2 separate regions of the Homo sapiens genome follow, and region 2 is linked to region 1. Evidence: read pairs that join two places in POLR2A ChIA-PET (ENCODE). Cell type or tissue: OCI-LY7. All regions are shown on one strand. Region 1 has its middle 3.7 kb from the start of MON2. Region 2 has its middle 23 kb from the start of MIRLET7I.

Region 1 (2,500 bases):
TGTTCATATCTGAATATCCTCTAAACTGTATCCTAGCTATCATATTGTGTATTGTATTACTCTGTGATTGATCATCTACCATGTCTAGGTGAAGTGGTCTCTAGGGAAGGGGCTATGTATAGGACTAGTCCAGCTTTATGTATATAAGGCTAGGACTGGAAGAGAAAGTTAAGTTTCCAGAAGGTCTGATGTTATGCATTCCAGAAGGTCTGAGTATTTGGAAGGCTTAGAAACTTGCACTTTCATCTCTTGGCTGATATTGCAACTAATTCCTTTATGTATCCTTTAGATAAAGTAAACCCAAGTGGTGTCTGTGTGGTGGTATTTCTGCTAATCTGCACCTTCTATTGATATGTATCAACACGGAGGTTATACAGGGTGATATCAATAGATTGGCAGTAATTGAAGCCATTGGTGTGCAAAGGATCAAAGAGAATAAAGAAGACAAGCAAGTGAGGGTGGGGAAGACAGCAGAGAATAGAATTCTGGGAAACACTAATAATTGAGGAGTAGGTGAAAGAAAAGTCTAAGAGGAGAATAAGTAAATGTGATAAAATCAGAGGGACTGAACAACTAGAAAGGTAGATTGAATAATATTTGTATTTCATCATTAAACTAAGATATTTCAGAATGACATTAGACAAATTTTCTTATTACATGTAAATATATACTCATTGTTAAATAGATATATTTTCTAAAAGATTCATAACAAGGGCTCAGAAAAAGACATGGATTTCCTAATTTTCAACTAGAAGGTTAAACACTAGGACAAAACTCACTGATAATTCTGTTAGAAGTTAATACAAGATGGCATTAGTGATGACTACAAATTTAAGAGTTCTCTTTTCTACCACCTATTTAAAACGTTTACTCAAAGCTAATGTGTGCCAGGCATGCTTTACCTACAATATTTCATTTAACCTCACAACTATCCCATGAAGAAGGCACTTTTGTTTTCTTCTTTTAAAGCTATGGAGAGGTTAAGTAGTAAAGATTGGTGAAGATTAGAAAGGCTAAATGTTGCGGGAAGTCAGGGACCCTGAATGGAGGGACCAGCTGGAGCCATGGCAGAGGACCATAATTGTGAAGATTTTATGGACATTTACCAGTTCCCAAATAATACTTTCATAATTTCTTACACCTGTCTTACTTTAATCTCTTAATCCTGTTATCTTCGTAAGCTGAGGATGTATGTCACCTCAGGCCACTATGATAATTGTGTTAACTGTACAAATTGATTGTAAAACATGTGCATTTGAACAATATGAAATCAGTGCACCTTGAAAAAGAACAGAATAACAGCGATTTTAGGGAACAACAGAAGACAACCATAAGGTCTGACTGCCTGTGGGGTCGGGCAAAAAGAGCCATATTTTTCTTCTTGCAGGGAGCCTATAAACGAACGTGCAAGTAGGGAAGATATTGCTAAATTATTTTCCTAGCAAGGAATATTAATATTAATACTCTAGGAAAAGAATTGCATTCACTGGGGGAGGTCTATAAACAGCTGCTCTGGGAGTATCTGTCTTATGCGGTTGAGATAAGGACTGAAATACGCCCTGGTCTCCTGCAGTACCCTCAGGCTTACTAGGGTGGGGAAAAACCCCACCCTGGTAAATTTGAGGTCAGACTGGTTCTCTGCTCTCGAACCCTGTTTTCTGTTAAGATGTTTACCAAGACAATACGTACACCACTGAACACAGACCCTTATCAGGAGTTTCTGATTTTGCCCTGGTCCTGTTTCCTCAGAAGCATGTGATCTTTGTTCTCCTTTTTGCCCTTTGAAGCATGTGATCTTTGTGACCTACTCCCCGTTTGTACACCCCCTCCCCTTTTGAAACCCTTAATAAAAACCTGCTGGTTCTAAGGCTCAGGTGGGCATCATGGTCCTACGGATATATGATTCCAGCCCCAGAGACCCAGCTGTAAAATTCCTCTCTTTGTACTCTTTCTCTATTTCTCAGCCGGCCGACACTTATAGAAATAGAAAGAACCTACACTGAAATATTGGGGGTGGGTTCCCCCGATAGTTAAATAATGTGCTAGAGTCACCCAGGTAGTAACCAGCAGAACTCAGATTCAAACTAGAGCTTTCCAACTTCAGAGTCTGAAGCCTAACTACCATGTAACAATGCTGTGAAAGCATTACTTATGGTAATAAATGGTTAAATTTATCAGGCATTTATTAATGTAATTTTCAATGAAGAGAGATTTGGTAGCCACGGAGGAGTTTTATACCCACACCGACATTTATAGGTATGCTACAATTTTGAAAGTATTTCTTGAGATACTTGAGAACAAAAATATGTATTTGAATATTTGGTTTTGCTATTGAAAGAGAAATTATTCAGTTTTTTGAAATGCTAACTCTTAACTTTAGCTGATTTGTTAACTTGTAGAATAAAAAATTATTTTTACCTTTGGTAACTTGCTTGGCTTTGGCATAAAGCCATGCATTGTTTCTGGGGCAGTATAATCTCTCTTGGCATATGTACATAAA
Region 2 (2,500 bases), 160 kb after region 1:
CATGGAATTAGGGTCAGATATCTGTCCTGGGCCAGGAGCAGGAAGATACACTCTTGGGCTCAAGTGATCCTTCCACCTCAGCTTCCCATGTAGCTAGGACTACAGGCACACACCACCATGCCTGGCGAGACCTTACTGTTTCATCTCCTAACTCCGACTCTGATTAGTGGTGTGAAAGTGAGCAAACCATTTCCACTTTCTAAGCCTGATTATACTCATTTTGTCAAGGCGAGGGTTGAAGTTTTTCCACCCCTGAGATAAAAAGGTTGAGTCTGGAAGCAGGATAAAAAGGATTACAGTTTAAGGAAGGAGCCAGCTGCCTTCAATAATGAGAGGCAGTGGGGCCTGTGAGAGGCTGTCCCTTTACATGAAGTATCCACAGGAGTGGACATTGCTGTAGAGTATCTAAAACATTACCCTGTAGGTAGTTTGCAAACCAGTGATTCCCTCACATCACAGTAAATTGATGAGTGAATTTTCTGAGTAACTAACTGCACAGTTGACACTAGAAAAGGACTATAGCTTAAAAAAAAAAGCAAGAAAGGTATCTTAGTTACCTATCACTTAGTTATCTTGCAGTTTTCTGAGGGACAGGAATACAAGCAGGCTGGTGCTGGGTCTCTTTCAATGGGGTAGTCATCTCATTCACATGGTAGCTGGCAAGATTCAGTTTATCATGGGCAGCTGGTCAATTCCTTGTCACCTGGGCCTCTTTGTTGAGCATCTCACAACATGGCAGCTGGTTTTTAATCAGATCAAGCAAGCAGGAGGACGAAAGAAAATGTGAGCAAGAGAGAGTGCTGGCAAGATGGAAGTGAAGGTCTGTTGTGTTTTAATCTTAGCAGTAATTGCCCATCACTATTTGAATATTCTGTTTCTTAGAAGCAAGTCACAGCCGGGCACGGTGGCTCACACCTGTAATCCCAGCACTTTGGGAGGCCAAGGCAGGCAGATGGCCTGAGGTCGGGAGTTTGAGACCAGCTTGGAGAAACCCCATCTCTACTAAAAATACAAAATTAGCTAGGTGTGGCGGCACGTGCCTCTAATCCCAGCTACTTGGGAGGCTGAGGCAGGAGAATCGCTTGAACCGGGAGGTGGAGGTTGTGGTGAGCCGAGATTGCGCCACTGCATTCCAGCCTGGGCAAAAAGAGTGAAACTGCGTCTCAAAAAAAAAAAAAAAAAGGAAGTCACTAGGTCCAGTCCATAGGCAAAAGAAAGGGATTTACACAAAGAAGTGAATACAAGAAGGCAGGATCACAGGGAGCCGCATCGGAAGCTGCCTCCCACAAAAGGCTTTCTATCGTGGGGTTCGTTTTCATCTAGACAATCCCCCAAATCCCCCAAATTCTGAGGTCATGAAGTAAGTTAGTTACATGGCAAGGAAATGCTGAACCTCCTTTTTTATGTGGGCTATGCTTGAGGGTTCTATTTTCTCAAATATGCATTCTTTCATTAAACAATAGTTATTAAACATGCATCTACTTGTACCAGATAATGTGCTAGGAGCAGGGGCTACTAAGATGATTGTAGGTTTGTTTCTGCCCTCGTGGGTTGGAGGAAGGTGGCGGAGGTAATATTTACATACATAGAAATGAGACATACCCCACACTATCTCTGCGAAACCTGCCTACTGAATAAGATAGTCTTAATCTTTCAGTTTTACCTTTTCACATGTGGATCAAATGTCATTATCAAGAACTTAACTTTAGGAACCCTTTAATTAGAATGTGTGATATGGTTTGGCTGTGTCCCCACCCAAAATCTCATCTTGAATTGTAATCCCCATAATCCCTGTGTGTCAAGGGAGCGAACAGGTGGAGGCAATTGAATCATGGGAGCAGTTTCCTCCATGCCGTTCTTGTGACAGTGGATGAGTTCTCACAAGAGCTGATGGTTTTATGTGTTTGGTAATTCCTCCTGCATTCATTCTCCTTCCTGCTGCCTTGTGAAGAAGGTGCATTGCTTCCCCTTTGCTTTCTGCCATGGTTAAGTTTCCTGAGGCCTCCCCAGCCATGCTGAACTGTGAGTCAATTAAACCTCTTTCCTTTATAAATTACCCAGTCTTGGGCAGTTCTATATAGCAGTATAAAAACGGACTAATACAATGTGTTTTCATTAAAGATCACTGGTAGCCCATTAAAATAGTTTATTTGCAAGTGTTCACATTCACCATAGAATAGAAAATATAGATAAGTAAAAAGAAGGAATTAAAATCATGAATAATCCCACTACCCATAGATAATAACAGATAACAGCTAATATCATTTCAATGTATTCCAAACTTTTTCAATGCCTGGGTGTTATTTTCCCCCTTCCATACCTGTCTGAAGCTCTTAATAGCATATTGTGAACACTGAGTCACTCATTTCCTGGAGGTCAACATCATTTGTGAGAAAGATAGTGGTGAGATGATTAGTAGTGTTTGCCCTTGGAGTGAGCCTAGCTACTTTTATTTTTTTAATTTTTAATTTTAATTTTAATTTTTGTAGAGATGAGGGTC

What was found. ChIA-PET counts read pairs that join two places held together with the same protein. Peaks named below come from ENCODE experiments on the same cell type or tissue, not always from the same donor. Only the 100,000 strongest peaks of a DNase experiment are listed, where the experiment ranks them.
Region 2: POLR2A ChIA-PET joins it to region 1 with 5 read pairs; 2 of 35 experiments call an interaction of 5 or more read pairs at or near these places.

Annotation. Positions count from the first base shown.
Region 1 is chr12:62,461,917-62,464,416 of GRCh38, forward strand. No RefSeq gene overlaps it. Among named protein-coding and RNA genes, the nearest start is that of MON2, 3.7 kb to the right of the region's middle. In OCI-LY7, no CTCF peak of the experiment used is centred here; a DNase peak (open chromatin) is centred at 1,485.
Region 2 is chr12:62,625,545-62,628,044 of GRCh38, forward strand. No RefSeq gene overlaps it. Among named protein-coding and RNA genes, the nearest start is that of MIRLET7I, 23 kb to the left of the region's middle. In OCI-LY7, no CTCF peak of the experiment used is centred here; no DNase peak of the experiment used is centred here.